Regions from separate parts of the Homo sapiens genome. Here region 1 is linked to region 2. A link is a loop called in an ENCODE intact Hi-C map of the cell type or tissue named here. Cell type or tissue: Calu3. All regions are shown on one strand. Each heading gives the region's core, and the rest is flanking DNA. Links, peaks and the distances in the headings are about the cores only.

Region 1 (2,902 bases), core at 135-2,634, 180 kb after region 2:
TTTCCAGTGCCACCTGCCCCATGAACCCGCTGGTGACAGTTGCTGAAAAACCTCGGCAGCTGGGGCCTCGGTAGCGTGTTCTATTTTTAATTGTTTGATCAGAATATTCACTCATCTAGGCCCATTCCCAAGACGCATTTCCCAGCCAAAGGGTTCCCCCATTTCTCACACCTTCCTCCCTCTCTCTCTCATCAGAAATCAACTTTGAAATTAATAATCAGAGACACAGACCTGGGTGAGTTTGTCAGGGAGCATGGCACTGGAGAGAAGGGAGGCTCCTCCCCAACCCGGGAGCCCTCAGAGTGGCCTCCGCTGTTTTCTCTCTGAGCCACTGATCCTCAGCCCCCGGGCACGAAGCTGGCCCCGCATGGCCTGCAATTGCCACGCCTGCCTGAGCCCCACCCTTCCTGGCAACAGGAAGACCCCAGCCTCCCCCTGTCCACTCCAGTCAGCCCACTGCCTCTGCTTCTTCAAAAACCTCGAGGGCAGGGCAGAGGGGCTGGGGATACCCAGGAAGCTCCTGGGAAGGACAGGGAGGGGACGCTGGGAGAGAGGCACGTGCCCCTGGACTCAGAGGAGCCGGAAAGAGGCTGACTTTCATTTCAGCTTCCATTTACCAGAGGAAGGGAGCCCACAGGGGCAGCTGCTGGCCTGTCCCCCAGCCAGCAAGTCACACAAACCAGCTCCAGCTGGTGTCACTGGGGCCTGAGGTAGACCATGCTGCTGGGAAGAGGCTACTGGGGCCAACCTGACCCCGTGGCCCCCACCTGACCCCTTCCCAGGAAGGGCCCCCCACCCAGCACGGGGGCCTGTGGGCGCCTGGCCGTCCTCTCCTCTCCTTACATGCCCTTGGCCGAACCACTGTACTCTTCCCTCTCAAGGTCACAGGGCCGTCCACACCAGGAATATTTACTCACTGGACTGGCCCTGTTAGCAGCACTCACCACAAATATGCTTTCTGATAAAGTTGGCAGAAAAAAAATTCTAGAGCTCAAACCAATGTCAGAAATCATCCCCCGCCCCTACCAAGGGAGCACGAGGTGGGGCCTGGAAACAGGTCACACACCAACTATGGGGCAGCCCTGGGGGGGCTTGTATCACGCCCCCTCTCACCTTTCTCCTTCCTGTTTTACCTGGGACAGCCTGTTGCCCAGGGGACCAAGGGCTGGGGACAGTTCTAAGCCGAGGACTGGGTCTTGGGGACACTCGGGCCTCTGGAAGACAAGGCGGGTAGGGTGTCACCTGGGCTTCCCCCCAGGCCGTCTCAGCTCACTGCGCCCCTCCCCGCCACCCTCTCTTGGTGCACAGGGGCTCTGCATGTTTTTATTACCTGTTTGACTCACCGCCTTATTGCTTCTCCCCTTAATGGGGCCGTAACCGTGGAAACGAGGAATAAACGGCCACCAGAAAATGAGATGATTAAACAGGTCACCCTGGCAAACAAACTCAGCCAAGGAACCTCTGGGGGTGGGGACGCTAGGCTGCCCCTCCCCCACCCGTGGCCAGAAGGCCTGGACCAGGTCCTGACCACATTGCCCCACACCTAAAAGGATGGGGGGCAGATGCCGTGGGGCACCCCCTGCCGGGCAGTGGAGAGCCGGGTCATCCTTTTGCGAGGCAGCCCGGCTTCCTGTGGCCTTGGGTTCCCAGGCTGAAGGGGTGACAGACAGGGAGGCACTGGGCTAGAGGGCGGTGAGGATCACAGCTGCAGGGAAGAGGCACTTCCCGGTGACAAAACTTCCAGGAGTCTCTCCCAACAGGCCTCTGGGACGCCTCCTGCTCTCCCGCTGCACTAGGGTCCCCCCATCTAAAGCTCTGCCCGGCTCCTCCAGTCCCCCATTCTCACACAGCGCAGTCCCTCCCAAGGCCCCCTTAGATCACTGAAAGAGCCCCATAAGAAAAGGCCAGGCGACCTTTGGGAACACCTGGTCTCTGGAAACACAACATGTGTCCGTTTCCCAGCTCCTGCCTTCTCCTCCAAAGCCAGGCAGTGCCCCAGCCTCAGCCAGGTGGCATCAAGAGACAGCCCTCTTGGCTTTAGGAAGGGTGTCAGCAGGTGAGTGATTACAGCACCAGCAGGGCCCAGAAGGGCCAGAGGAGACCCCAGAGTCAGGCCTGTGGGACATTCTAAGAGCAGATGCCCCGGCCAGGAGTGGCCCACATACCACGCCCGGGGCAGAGGCCTGAAGCCCTGGCGCCTGGCTGGCCCTCAGTATGGGTGTATCCCTGTCTTTCTGGCCTCACTCCCTGCCCTGGGTTTGTCTAGCTGGAGGGATCCCGGAAGCGGGGAAGAGAATGAGAGAGGGCAGACATGCAGTGGTGAGGTCTGCTCAGGAGGAGAGAGAAAGGGGAGAGGGAGATGGGCAAGGGAGGAAGTGGAGAAGGGCCCAGATCACCCTCTGGCTGCAGCCATCCTGTCCCCACTGGGCAGCAGACTGACGTCCCAGTCCCAGGCCATGGTCATGGTTAGGAGTTACTGTGGGTCCCATTCAACCATCAACACTCCTGTCTTTATCCTTAGGGCTTCCCTGCCCCTTTCACGTCATCCCAAATCCCAGCCTCGCTCCTTCCTGTAAACCAGGCTCTAGAAAGCTCTCAAGGAGCTAAAACCCAGGTCCCAAGGGAATTGGCCAACATTTCCTGCCTTCCTCCTTCTGCCCCCACTAAGAAGCCGGGGAGGCACTTGGGGAAGAGGCACATCAATCAATCAGTTCCACCAGCACTTACAGCAGGAAGGCGTGAGCCCCGGCCCGTACCAGGCCCGGGGAGGAGGTGGCAGTACACCAGCTACCATCTAATGGTCACCATTAGGAGCAGCCGTGGCAGAGGAAAACAAGGGCCCTGGCCTCCTGGGGATCAGGGCACATGAGTCCGAGTGCTGGGTCCTGGCACAGCAACGTCA
Region 2 (2,902 bases), core at 91-2,590:
CAGGTCCTCAGCCAGTCTCTCCCACACTCATCTGTACCCCAGGAGCTAGTTTGTCCCTAAACCTGTGTCCTTGTATTAAACATGATGTCAACAGGTGAACTAAGAGTGTGAAGAGAGGGTTCTGCAAATATAATGTGTTCTTTTTTTGTGTGTTTTTTTGAGATGGAGTTTCGCTCTTGTTGCTGCCCAGGCTGGAGTGCAATGGCATGATCTTGCTCACTGCAACCTCTGCCTCCCAGGTTCAAGTGATTCTCCTGTCTCAGCCTCCTGAGTAGCTGGGATTACAGGCATGCGCCGCCATGCCCGGCTAATTTTTTGTATTTTTAGAGACGAGGTTTCTGTATGTTGGTCAGGCTGGTCTTGAACTTGCGACCTCAGGTGATCCGCCCGCCTCGGCCTCCCAAAGTTCTGGGATTACAGGCGTGAGCCACCACGCCTGGCTATAATGTGTTCTATAAAAAGAAATGTGAAAAGAAAGTTTTATGAAAACTAAGTTAAATGCTTTGCTAAATGTGAATTGCTAAAAACATTGCTGTCAAATTAGGTGTGAGCGAGATGACAGTTAAACATTAGAGGAAGATCATAAACATCTAGAAGGATTCTGTACTTTGATTGCTTTACTGATGTCTTGAAGTTCTTACTTTGCTTTAGAAATTGTGGAGGCTGTGTTATGGGTAGGGTTTATGCAAGAAAGACGTCTGGGAACTTCAGTCTGTGGGCCCACACTCAAAGCAAAGGGCTTGGCTTTACATCAAAAGATCAGCAGTGACTGAATGTTTATAGGTTTTCAGTTAATAGAAAATGTTTTCAGTATGTGGAGCAGGTTCCATTTTTGATTCCCTGCTTTAACTGATTTTTTGATTAACCGAACAATTACTAGCTCCGATCACATAGGCCAGGAGGGCTTCTACTCTGTAATATTCTGGCCTCGCTGTTGGTGTCTTTATTTTGGTCTCGCTGTTGGTGTCTTTATTTTGGTTACTTTGTTTGATTCCAACAAATTTGTGAGAATTACTCATTTTGCAGTGAGGAGACTGAGCCCAGAGCATTCAAGTTCCTACAGCTAAGAAGTGGCAGGACTGGGATTGAAAGCTGGTGTCCATGCTGCTGAACCTGTGCAGACGGGGAGAGCAGGTATGGGTGCGGTGTGGACCGCGCTGTCAGGCACACTAGCGTGCGTGCGGGGCGCCCGCTGCACAAACGTATCTTCAGCCGATGCTCAGTGCTGCCTGGTGATTCTGTACCTCCTTTCTGAGGCTGCTGCCTTAGTGTGCTCTCCGTGGTTGGAGTCTTTTGTGTGCATCTTAGCTGTTGAAAAGGCGCCTATTAATTTATCACAGGTGATGTGTGCCTCCTTGTGCTCAGAGGAGGCGTCTGCACCCATGTACCTCACTAATGACAGGTTATGGGATGGAGAGGAGATAATAGGATCTTTTCATGTGATGTCTATATAGCAAGGTGCTATGCCCCTGGTAGCTTCTAGGGGGCAGCAGCCGCTTGTTGTTCTGTCTCTTGCTGGCGGGGAGAAGGTTGGACAATTGAGCAATTTGCTCTGGACTCCAGCTCTTAAAGTGGTGCCTGCAGGTCTCCAGGGAGTCACTGGAATCCGCATAAGTAAAGAAAATACAATATCCAGGATCTTTTATTTCTACTTTCTCTGCCCCCTCAGGTAAATCCTTTATCTGTGTTTCTATCAACATCCACAAATTCCTCATTGTCAGAGTTAAGGCAGCAAAGTTCACCTGCTTTGAAGATAAGAGAATAGAGATGTCTTTAAGAGAGTAAAATCTTTCTGTCAGATCTTACTTGTTGCCAAGAGCTAGACATTGATAACCCACTCAAATAATGTTTAGAGGTTTTGAAACTTTCCCCCATGGGCACGTGTCTTTAATTCTGTTGGGAATACCACTGTCATATGGTTGATTACCTGTTCTTCCTGTCAGCATTTCCCCCCAACCCCACTCCCTCCCCCTATCCAAACTAGTCTTACAGAGGTTTCTCTTCAATTCTAAATGACTTATTTCAGAAACACATGAAGGGGAACATTGCAGATGTGCCATTTTTTTGTTTTTTGTTTTTGTTTTTTTTTTGAGACGGAGTCTCGCTCTGTCACCCAGGCTGGAGTACAGTGGTGCGATCTCGGCTGTCTGCAAGCTCCGCCTCCCGGATTCATGCCATTCTCCTGCCTCAGCCTCCCGAGTAGCTGGGACTACAGGCGCCCGCCACCATGCCCTGCTAATTTTTTTGTATTTTTAGTAGAGACGGGGTTTCACTGTGTTAGCCAGGATGGTCTCGATCTCCTGACCTCGGCCTCCCAAAGTGCTGGGGTTACAGGCGTGAGCTGCCGCGCCCGGCCTTGGATGTGCCAGATTTTTAGATTGGGGGCCCAAGACTGACATATGGGCAACTTGTGCCTTGTCAGAGTGAGTCCCAGCTCCCTCCCCCCCAGAAGTGCACCTCCTACTGTGCCCTCTGAATGCTCCTGCCTGCCAGATCTTCCAGCTGTGTGGCTGAGGCAGGTGCCCAGGAGGAGAAAGGCTGGTTGCAGGCAGAACCAGATGGTTGCAGTCCACACGGGGAAGCAAATTGGCCGTGACATTTCAGCCATGTGAGGTTTATTTAGGATTAGCTAAGAATTCTCAGCCTTGACTCCACTGAGGGAGGAGCGGGTGACCTAGGGCCACTTTCTTGTGGCTTTGCATTCTTTCAGGCTTTCATCTGAAGATCCCAGGGTACTGGGGAAGGGTGGGAGTTTCCATCCAGCTCCACTGCAGAGAGTGGCATTCCTGAAAGACAAAGGCATGCCTCCTTTTTTTTTTTGAGACGGAGTCTCGCTCTGTCGCCCAGGCTAGAGTGCAGTGGTGCGATCTCGGCTCACTGCAAACACCGCCTCCTAGGTTCA

The links. A loop is a pair of places that touch in the nucleus more often than their neighbours do. Peaks named below come from ENCODE experiments on the same cell type or tissue, not always from the same donor. Only the 100,000 strongest peaks of a DNase experiment are listed, where the experiment ranks them.
Region 1: a loop joins it to region 2, with 13 times the contacts of the local background. A loop is called at or near these places in 28 of 110 quality-filtered maps.

Annotation. Positions count from the first base shown.
Region 1 is chr1:10,685,324-10,688,225 of GRCh38, forward strand. All of the region lies in intron 4 of CASZ1 (castor zinc finger 1), which reads right to left. Among named protein-coding and RNA genes, the nearest start is that of CASZ1, 110 kb to the right of the region's middle. RefSeq lists enhancers at 799-1,398, 1,399-1,999 and a silencer at 1,009-1,303. In Calu3, for the core only: no CTCF peak of the experiment used is centred there; a DNase peak (open chromatin) is centred at 1,368.
Region 2 is chr1:10,506,135-10,509,036 of GRCh38, forward strand. All of the region lies in intron 2 of PEX14 (peroxisomal biogenesis factor 14), which reads left to right. Among named protein-coding and RNA genes, the nearest start is that of PEX14, 33 kb to the left of the region's middle. RefSeq lists enhancers at 1,210-1,269, 1,300-1,359, 2,534-2,902. In Calu3, for the core only: a CTCF peak has its summit at 1,487; a DNase peak (open chromatin) is centred at 1,507.